Regions from separate parts of the Homo sapiens genome. Here region 2 is linked to region 1. Evidence: read pairs that join two places in POLR2A ChIA-PET (ENCODE). Cell type or tissue: GM12878. All regions are shown on one strand. Each heading gives the region's core, and the rest is flanking DNA. Links, peaks and the distances in the headings are about the cores only.

What was found. Peaks named below come from ENCODE experiments on the same cell type or tissue, not always from the same donor. Only the 100,000 strongest peaks of a DNase experiment are listed, where the experiment ranks them.
Region 2: POLR2A ChIA-PET joins it to region 1 with 7 read pairs; 6 of 35 experiments call an interaction of 5 or more read pairs at or near these places.

The regions. Positions count from the first base shown.
Region 1 is chr9:136,893,855-136,899,220 of GRCh38, forward strand. TRAF2 (TNF receptor associated factor 2) reads left to right here. Exons shown (of 11, transcript NM_021138.4): 2 at 4,859-5,074. The coding sequence starts at 4,887. Among named protein-coding and RNA genes, the nearest start is that of MIR4479, 9.8 kb to the left of the region's middle. In GM12878, for the core only: no CTCF peak of the experiment used is centred there; no DNase peak of the experiment used is centred there; H3K27ac peaks cover 917 bases.
Region 2 is chr9:136,962,832-136,968,198 of GRCh38, forward strand. No RefSeq gene overlaps it. Among named protein-coding and RNA genes, the nearest start is that of LINC02692, 3.9 kb to the right of the region's middle. RefSeq lists an enhancer at 5,136-5,367. In GM12878, for the core only: no CTCF peak of the experiment used is centred there; a DNase peak (open chromatin) is centred at 3,008.

The DNA of each region.
Region 1 (5,366 bases), core at 367-5,366:
TTCTCCTGCCTCAGCCTCCTGAGTAGCTGGGATTACAGGCGTGCACCACCACGCCCGGCTAATTTTTGTATTTTTACTAGAGATGGGGTTTCACCATGTTGGTCGGGCTGGTCTCAAACTCCTGACCTCGTGATTCTCCTGCCTTGGCCTCCGAAAGTGCTGGGATTACAGGTGTGAGCCACTGCGCCTGGCCTTTTTTTTTTTTTTTTTGAAATGGAGTCTTGCCTCATCGCCCAGGCTGGAGTGAAGTGGTATGATCTCAGCTCACTGCAACCTCTGCTTGCTGGGTTCAAGCAATTCTCCTGCTTCAGCCTCCACAGTAGCTGGGATTACAGGCACACACCACAATGTCCGGCTAATTTTTGTATTTTTAGTAGAGACAGGGTTTCACCATGTTGGCCAGGATGGTCTCGATCTCTTGACCTCGTGATCTGCCTGCTTCGGCCTCCCAAAGTGCTGGGATTACAGGCGTGAGCCACCGCACCTGGCTGGTAGTGGCCCTTTTTCAGGGGTTTACAGGTAAACTTTCCTTCCACTTTTTGAGATCTGGGGACATTACATGGGAGTTGGAGGCAAGTCTCGGAAGGCTGCTGGGCCTTGTCCTGGGCGCAGGCTTCTTAGGCCCACCTCAGGGTTGCCAAGGGGCAGGTGTGCAGATCCATAGGGACCAGCACCGGGGCTCTTCCAAGCAGGGCAAAGGTGTTAAGGGAACAGAGGAGAGCAGGGGGATTGGGGGCATCATGAGGATGGAGGGGGACAAGGCCAGATGGGGCTAAACCCAGTGGCCGGGTTTCCTTCTGAGTGCCCAGGATGTTCCTAGGGAGCCCTCAGTGAGGGGTGCCCTATTGTGGGTATGAAGGAGGAGCAGAGAGCAGGGTCGGGGCCAGAGAAGGGGCTAGTGCTGGCAGCATGGAGGCAGAGCCAGTGGAATTGGCCTGTGATTGGACAAGGAATGGGCTCAGAAAGCATCCTGGATAGCTGGGCATGGAGGTGCACTCACCTGTAGTCCCAGCCACTGGAGAAACTGGCGGGAGGATCGCTTGAGCCCAGGACTTCCAACCTGTAGTGTGCATGATCACACTTGTGAATAGACAGCGTACTCCAGCTAGGGAAACATAGTGAGACCCCTGTTTCTAAAGAAAAATGAAAGCCTCCTGGGTTTGGCTGAGTCCCTGGTGAATGGTGGAGCGGTCCTGAGAGCTGGGAAGACCTCTTTCTGGCACAGCAACCGGGGCAGAGGTGAGAGGAGAAGGGCCTCAGCAGTGTTCTGGCCTTTTGGGTTCATCCAAAACTTGCCGGTCCTGGGCCTGCTGGGAGAGGTCAGCCCCTTTCAGGTGAGCAGCTCTGGGGCCGGGTGACCCACGCCACCGTGTCGGGCACACAGTGGTGCTTCGTTTTCCTCACTCCTGGGGCCACAGCCTTCCTGCTGCGGTTCTGCCTGGTGGGTGGGTCCATGCTGCTTTGAGGAGGCAAGTGACCTAAGGCTTCCGGGACACTCTTTTGGCAACTTGGGCCTTGGAAGGACAGCAGAGCAGGTGTGCAGTGTTAGGACCTGTGGCTGAGCTGACCTAACAGCCTGCCTGGAGGCATCAGTCAGGCTCAAGTAGAACAGCAAGGCCCCCATCTTGGGGCTGTCGTCCAGGCACAGAGCGGTCAGCATCTACTGTCCTTCCTGGAGAAAAAAGGGAAAATGCATTTGTCATTTAAATGTTGGAATGGGCCAGGCACGGTGGCTCCTACCTGGAATCCCAGCACATTGGGAGGGCAAGGTTGGATCACATGAGGCCAGGAGTTTAAGACCATCCTGGCCAACATGGTGAAACCCCATCTGAAAAATACAAAAAATTAGCCACCTGTGGTGGCGGGTACCTGTGGTCCCAGTTACTTGGGAGGCTGAAGCATGAGAATTGCTTGAACCCAGGAGGTGGAGGTTGCAGTGACAGATTGCTCCACTGCACTCCAGCCTAGGTGACAGAGCGTAAGACTCTGTTTAAGGAAAAAAAAAAAAAAAAAAAAGGAATGGTTCTGAGAAGTCATTCCTTAAGTAAATAAATTGCCACCCCAGGTTGCCCTCTTGGGAGGGGACTCTGGAGGCCGCCCTCCACCCTTAGGCCAGGGCCTGTCAGTCCCTGCCTCCCTGGGCTGCCTCCTGGGGATCTCAGCCGACACCATGCCCCTGTCCTTCCTCCACCTCTTTCCCAGGTTGCTCTGCCTGCAGTCCACCTTCTAGGAGTGAGCCCCCCCACCCCCACTGGAAGTCCCTCTCTAGCTGTCCCCAGTTCCCTGAATCAAGACTGCTTCCCTGCCAGAGAGATGACCCCAATTCCTGCCTCCTCTCACTAGGCTCTCAGGGGCCGGGACTGGGGACAGAGCATACTTAGAGCTAGCCCTGGCCCTCGGGCTGCTTTTGGAAGGAGGAGCATGGCAGGCGAGCATCAGGTGACACGTGCCCCCACGGGGAGCGCAAGAAGGCACTGGAGGCTGTTGCGAAGGAGCAGTGGGTTTCGGGTCCTCATGACCGGCCCTGGTTCCGGGTGTGAGGCTGTGGAGACGCATGGGTCTGCCTTTCTCATCCGCAGCTTCCTGTTGCTACTTGGGAAGCTCCATGTTTGCTGTCCGGTTGTGTTTCGAGTCTGTTCTCTTGGGCGTCTGTGCCGTGGAAGTTCCTTGTGCTTGATAGGGCCAGCACGTGTGAACAATCTTCACTTCAGCTAGAAGCTTTGAAGTCTTTGGACTCAAGCTTTACCCAAACCGCTTATAAGGTTGGGGGGAACCGAGTGCCTGTCTCTCCCCGCTTTTTTTTTTGAGTGGAGTCTCGCTCTGTCACCCAGGCTGGAGCACAGTGGCGCGATCTTGGCTCACTGCAACCTCAGCCTCCTGAGTAGCTGGGACTACAGGCGCCCGCCGCCACGCCCGGCTAATTTTTTGTATTTTTAATAGAGACGGGGTTTCACCGTGTTAGCCAGGATGGTCCCGAACTCCTGATCTCATGATCTGCCCACCTCGGCCTCCCAAAGTGCTGAGATTACAGGCGTGAGAGTTGTAGTTCGTTGAGAGGGAGACAGACCTCGAGGAAATGCTTGGTGTGCCTGCCGGGTGACTGCTCGCTCTCCTTGTCTGCTCACTCTGCCCAGTGAATGGGTCTAGGCATCCTCATTGTTCCCTTCCTCTGTCCTCAACATCAGCCCAACCCTGACCAGGCCCCTTCCTGAGGTTCCCACACAACAGGGGCTCCATGTTCAGAAGGGGAGAGAGAAACCCACCTGGGGATGCTCTGTAAGGAGAGCAGAGCCCAGTGGAGTCTCTGCCCGGGACGCTGAGGGAGGAAGAGCTGCGGTTAATTCAAAAGGAAGGGTGAGGTGCAGGTATTGGCTGGATGATGCTCAGAGAAGCAGGAAGAGTGGGCATGGCACTGAGTGGCTGAGGCCATCACTGGTGGCCTTGGTGCTTAGGCAGAAGGAGAGGGCATGGTGCAGGGCGCTGAGGCCGTCTGTGGCTGCCTTGGTGGGGCTTACTGAGTTCTAGTGGACAGCAAGGTGCCAGGGCAGGGCTGGCACATGGAGGGCTCTGAAGGCCATGTGTATCGTCTGAAGTGAGGGAAACCCGTGGTAGCTAAAGGGAATGCACTAGCCAGCCCCAGGTGCGCCACATTCCTGCTCTAGGGGCTGGAGGGAAACCCGTGGTAGCTAAAGGGAATGCACTAGCCAGCCCCAGGTGTGCTACGTTCCGCTCTCGGGGCTGGAGGGGAACCCGTGGTAGCTAAAGGGAGTGCACTAGGCAGCCCCAGGTGTGCTACGTTCCCGCTCTCGGGGCTGGAGGGAAACCCGTGGTAGCTAAAGGGAATGCACTAGGCAGCCCCAGGTGTGCTACGTTCCCGCTCTCAGGGCTGGAGGGGAACCCGTGGTAGCTAAAGGGAGTGCACTAGCCAGCTCCAGGTGTGCTACGTTCCGCTCTCGGGGCTGGAGGGGAACCCGTGGTAGCTATAGGGAGTGCACTAGCCAGCCTCAGGTGTGCTACGTTCCCGCTCTCGGGGCTGGAGGGGAACCCGTGGTAGCTAAAGGGAGTGCACTAGCCAGCCTCAGGTGTGCTACGTTCCCGCTCTCGGGGCTGGAGGGGAATCCGTGGTAGCTATAGGGAGTGCACTAGCCAGCCTCAGATGTGCTACGTTCCCGCTCTCAGGGCTGGAGGGGAACCCGTGGTAGCTAAAGGGAGTGCACTAGCCAGCTCCAGGTGTGCTACATTCCCGCTCTCGGGGCTGGAGGGGAACCCGTGGTAGCTAAAGGGAGTGCACTAGCCAGCCCCAGGTGTGCTACATTCCCGCTCTAGGGGCTGGTCTGGCGGCATGGCTCTCTCCTGAGTGCCTTCAGAGCCTGAGTGCCAGCAGGCAGGCGTCTCCTGCCCAGTGGGTTTGGTAAGATATATTTCAGAAGGCATCCACCACTCTAAAACATGCTTATTGCAGGAACCATGGGGGAGACCAAAGGGCCTAGAGCCTTGAGAACCTCTGACCATTAGTGTTAACAGGAAGGCAGCCTGTTCCCCTAGCTGGGGAGGGGGTTGTGCGTGGCAGGAAGCCCGTGCGTCTGTGTCTCTTTGGAGCTGTGGGTTGGTTGTGTGGATGCCAGCTGTGTGGTCCCCAGCCTCACTGAGCCTGAGTTTCCATACTAGCGGCGGGAGATGGGACTAGAGGGTCTCCAAGGCTCCCTGAAGCTCTGCGATTCTGCTTCTCTGAGTCTTGACCGCAGGTCAGTGGGGACCCGGCCCCTCACCATCGCCTGCTACTGATCACCATTGGTTTGGTTTTGTCTCGAGGACTGTTCTGGAATTGAGGTGTAACGTGCTGTGTGTTCTTCCTTAGGGCTTTGTTCGCGGGGGTCACAGCTCTCATGGCTGCAGCTAGCGTGACCCCCCCTGGCTCCCTGGAGTTGCTACAGCCCGGCTTCTCCAAGACCCTCCTGGGGACCAAGCTGGAAGCCAAGTACCTGTGCTCCGCCTGCAGAAACGTCCTCCGCAGGCCCTTCCAGGCGCAGTGTGGCCACCGGTACTGCTCCTTCTGCCTGGCCAGCATCCTCAGGTGCATGGGGCCTGCAGGCTGGGAGGAGGGGCAGGCAGGCTAGGCTGGTTTTAGAGCCACGCTGCCCAGCCTGGTAGCTCCCAGCAGAGCCGGGTCCAGCTTAGATGTGCTCCAGTTATCGATACTCCCTGGATTTCGGAGGTTTACCACAAAGAATGTAAAATTAATAATTTTAAAATAGCAATTTGAAATACGATTTTGGATACATGGGGTTAAATATAGTACGTCATTACAGTTAATTTTATCTTTTTATTATTTTTAATGTGAGTACTGGAAAGTTTAAAGTGCCACC
Region 2 (5,367 bases), core at 204-5,203, 69 kb after region 1:
AGGAGTGGGCTGGGGCTGTGGGATCTCAAAGAAGGAGTGGCTGTGGGTACAGTCACCATGGTGAGGGAGCAGCAGCTGCCCAGGATGTATCAGGGAGGTTGAAACATTGTCTCCATCTCTGTGCACCGCCTGCCTAGGCGTACACATGCCAGATACATGTGAACACACAGAGGCACACACGTGTGCACACAGGCACACACAGGCACACGTGTACACACACAGGCACTCACAGGCACACCCATGCATGCACACACGCACACACGTGCACAGGTACACACATGCACACAGGCACACACAGGCACATATACACACACGCGCGCATGCACACAGGGCCTTTGCTCTGTGATACAGTCTCCCTTGTTTCTTCTGAAACATCTCCCAAGGGATGTGGACGTGTGGGCCCCGTTGGAGAGGAATGCTGGTGGAAAAAGCTATTTTGTTTTGCAGGAAATTGTCTTATTTCTTAGGTTTGTGTGGATTAACTGGGATTTGGGTTTTTTCCATCCAGCCAGCAACTGTGCACTTCAGTGGTGATCAGAGCGGGTCCCTGGCTCTGTCCCCACGGGGACTCTGCCCTGGGAGGGGGCTCAGGGTTGTAGGGATCCTCAGGCCGGACCCCGAGTTGGCTGGGAGGATGCCGATGAGCGTCTTGCCCCGTCCCTGCCTGACTCGGGACACAGAGCCCAGGGCCTGGGAGTGCTCAGGGCAGGAGACGCGGCAGATGCCAGCATGAGGACGGCCCAGCCTGGCAGACAGATGTCAGACAGAGGAAGAGGAGGCAGTCCACATGCCAGTGGGGCCAGAGGCCAGCACAGAGCACCCTTCCCATGGGGTCTGAGTCCTTGTGGGATGAAAGAACCCCACACTGGATGGTGAAGCCGGCGGGTCCTTCCGCATTCAAGGCAGGCGTCCTCTTTCTGTCGATGGGGCCCCAGGCCTGCCCTGGAGCCATCGCTGACCTCCCAAACCAGGAAAGGCCACGAGCCCAGGAGATGGGGCCGGCTGGGGGCAGGGAGGAGGAGAGGGCTGGGCTCTAAGGCCGGGCTGAGGATGTGGGCCTGGGGTCTGGGGGTTGCTGTTCCGGAGCCAGCGGAAGCCCCTGGATGAGGGGAGAACAGACTCCACCGCTGGGCGGCAAGGCGAGGCACGGGGTGGGTGGGCTGCAGGGCTGGGGCTGGGGGTCAGCTCAGGGAGCAGCAAGCAGGCTCGGGGAACCCCTTCAGAGGCACCTGGGAGTTGGGGGAGGGGGCCCATCTCATACCCACACTGTCCTGTGACCCTTCCAGGGGGGACCATCCCAGGCCTGGCAGGGGAGAGGGAGCACCGTGCCCACCCTGGCCCTGGAGGTGGTTCTGGGGCTTGGGGTAGTTTCTCTTCTGCTCTCCCCCTCCCCTCAGGCTGGACAGCGCCGGGGTTCAGCCCCCTGTGACCGTGGGGCACCCTGGGCAGACGCTCGCTGACCAGGGGCCCTGCAGGCCTGGCGCTGACCTCAGACGGGCAGGGGGTCTGTGAACCCAACGATTGCTGCCTTGGGCAGCTGTAGGCGTGGCAGTGCCCCAGGGTTCAGCACCTGCCTGACCACACGGCATCAAAGCCGCCTGTCCTCCCCAGCCCCCGCACAACCTGCCACTCCCTGCTCGGCAGAGGAAGGAGACTCGGGCCACACCCAGGGAGGGACCTCCTCTGGCTCGACATGGAAACCTAGGCTGTAGCTCCCTGCTTCCCCGGCTGTGTTTGTGTGGCCTGGTGGCTGAATCTGCACAGAGAGCAGGACGCCAGGTGCGCTCCCGGGAAGCTGTCCTAGAGAGGGGCCGGACCGCACACCTGGCGCTGGAAGCCTCCATGACTGGATGTTTGCAAGAAACAGAAAGAAACTTCTGTCCAGTCTCAGCCACAGGCACGCCAGGTCCTCTGCTGCCTTGCCGCAAGCTCGGGGGTTTCAGTGAGACCCTCTCCCACTCCCACGGCCTCGAGTGGACCAGGTAGCCCTGGTGTTGCTCCCTGGGTGCTCTTGACCCCCCAAGGCGGCTACAGGAAGGAGAAAGGCCTATCTTGAAAGGACTGGAAAACAGTGCGTCAGTATTTTAAAAATTAAGCTACACCATCATAGGACCTGGCTATTGCCTTCCTGGGTATTTACCCAAAAGAGATATAGCACACACCCACGCACGATGCGTGTGCCCACGGCGGCTTTATCTGTAATGGCCCCAAACTGGAAACACCCCCAGGTCCACCCACAGGTGAAGGAGAACAAATCGTGATGTATCTGTGCAACGCGACACTGCCCAGCAGTGAACGAAGGAGCTACTGATGCTCTCAACAACCTGCAAGCCCCAAAATAACCGCGTGGGGCAGAGGGCGGAGGGCGGAGGGCGGAGGGCGGAGGGCGTCAGGCAGCGAGAAAGGTGGTGCACGTGGACTGGACGCGAAGCCCCAGAAAGCCAGGCTCATCTCCAGCGACGGAAACACAGCAGTGGCCTGGGGGCAGGGGAGGTGGTGGAAAGAGGAGGGAGGGAGGGACTCCAGGGGGGCTCAGGGAATCTTTAGGGCGACCAACACAGCTGCCCCCTGATTGCAATGATAGTTTCGTGGGTGTGTGCGTCAAACCATATCGCAGAGGCCGGGCGCGGTGGCTCACGCCTGTAATCCCAGCGCTTTGGGAGGCAGAGGCGGGCGGATCACCTGAGGTCGGGAGTTCAAGACCAGCCTGGCCAACATGGAGAAACCCCGTCTCTACTAAAAGATACAAAAATTAGCCAGGTGTGGTGGCGGGTATCTGTAGTCCCAGCTACTCAGGAGGCTGAGGCAGGAGAATCACTTGAACCCAGGAGGCGGAGGTTGCGGTGAGCCCAGATCCCACCACTGCACTCCAGCCTGGCGACAAGAGCAAAACTCCATCTCAAAAAAAAAAAAAAAAAAACCATTTCGCAGAGAAGGACGCAGAAGCCAATGGAAAAGCTGCCAGTAGCTGCAGCTGGCCTGATGTGAGCCACAAAACCGGATGTGACAGTAGGGTGTGAGCCAAAGTGTAAAACACCTGAGGTCCACACGGATGTCAGTGAAGGGCTGTGCCCACCCATGGGAGAGCAGAGACAAATGATCTCGGTGCAGCAAAGTTGCAAATGTGTGTGGATTCCCCTTCCGGGGGAGGTGAGGGCCACACACAGGGACTTCATCCAGAGAGGACAGTTCAAAAAGAAAAAGACGGAGAGGTGCAGGGTTAGGGTGGGGGAACCTCAGCCAGGTGACCAAGGTCAACATGGGCAGTGAAGGTCGCGCTGATGGTGTCCCCCATGTGATGTGGTGGGAGGAAGCCCCGCCCCCATTCTCTTCCTCCCGACCATCACCGGATTCAGCGTGAGAAACTCAGCAGACGGAGCCCAACTGAGGGACGCCCCACAAACACCCGAGCAGCGCCCCTCAAGGCTGCTGAGGTCATCAAGGACCGGGAAAAGCTGAGAAACGTCACTCAGGAGGAGCCCGTGGAAGAGAGACAGAATGTCACGTGGTGTCCTGGAGAGAAAGGGACCTTCAGTAACTAAGGGAATCTGGAGAAAGCCTGGATGTCAGCTGACTCGACGTCCCAACACTGGCTCACTGATTGTGACAAAGGGACCATGAGAATTAGGACGCCAGCGAGAGGGAAACTGGGGGAGGGGCACGCAGGAACTCCCTGATCTGTCTTCACATTTTTTTTCTGTAAATATAAAACATTCTACACTGGGTGCAGTGGCTCATGCCTGTAATCCCAGCACTTTGGGAGGCTGAGGCAGGCAGATCACCTGAGGTCAGCAGTTTGAGACCATCCTGGCCAACATAGAGAAACCACGTCTCTACTAAAAATACAAAAATTAGCCAGGCATGGTGGCAGGTGCCTGTAATCCCAGCTACTCAAGAGGCTGAGGCAGGGGAATCACTTGAACCCGGGAGGGGAGGTTGCAGTGAGCTGAGATCGCACCACTGCGCTCCAGCCTGGGCAACACAGCAAGACTCCGTCTCTCTCTCTCTCTCTCTCTCTCTCTCTCTCTCTCTCTCTCTCTCTATATATATATATATATATATATATATATATATATATATATATATTTCTAAAGTAACTGTTTTTTTTTTTTAATTTTTATTTATTTATTTATTTTTGAGACAGAGTTTTGCTCTTGTTGCCCAGGCTGGAGTGCAATGGTGCGATTTTGGCTCACTGCAACCTCTGCCTCCTGGGTTCAAGCGATTCTCCTGCCTCAGCCTCCCGAGTAGCTGGGATTACAGGCACCCGCCATCTATGTCCGGCTAATTTGTGTATTTTAGTAGAGACGGGGTTTCACCATGTTGGCCAGGCTGGTCTTGAACTCCTGACCTCATGTGATCCACCTGCCTTGGCTTCCCAAAGTGCTGGGATTACAGGCGTGAACCACTGCGCCCGGCCCTATGTTAGTTTTTTATAGTTTTAAACTATATTAGTTTTTTCCAAGAGTCAGCTTTTGACTTGGATCTTCCTATTACATCTTTGTTTCTGTTTGTTTTTGTTTGTTTGTTTTTTGAGAGAGTCTCACTCTGTCACCCAAGTTGGAGTGTAGTGGCTCGATCTCGGCTCACTGCAAGCTCCACCTCCCGGGTTCACGCCATTCTCCTGCCTCAGCCTCCCAAGTAGCTGGGACTACAGGCGTCTACCACCCCTGAACCCGGAAGTTGCAGTGAGCCAAGATCATGCCACTGCACTCCAGCCTGGGCGACAGTGGAAGATACTATATCCAAAAAATAATAATAATAATAAAAGTTTACATTCAATAAATAAAATTTTTAAAAGGATATTTACATCAGTGTAGTATGTGAAGTAAACAAGAAAAAGATAAAACTCACTTTTTAAGTAAAAACAATGAGTCATGTTCTTGAAGTATGTTGTAATCTTTAAATATCAGAAAATTAAGGGAAGTTAATTTTTATTATTACTATTATTTTTTTTTGAGACACAGTCTTGCTGTCGCCTAGGCTGGAGTGCAGTGGTACGCTCTCCGCTCACTGCAAGCTCTGCCTCCCAGGTTCACGTCATTCTCCTGCCTCAGCCTCCCGAGTAGCTGGGACTACAGGTGTCCGCCACCACGCCCAGCTAATTTTTTGTATTTTTAGTAGAGACGGGGTTTCACCATGTTAGCCAGGATGGTCTCAATCTCCTGACCTCGTGATGTGCCTGTCTCAGCCTCCCAAAGTGCTGAGATTACAGGCATGAGCCACCGCACCCGGCCCCTATTACATCTTTGTTTCTATTTGTTTAATTCTCGGTCTGGTGAGGGTCAGCCCCCACCAAGGGTCCTGGCAGTTTCCCTTCTAGGCTCGCCCCTCCCCTGCCCACGCCCCGGCAGCCCTCACCCCAGC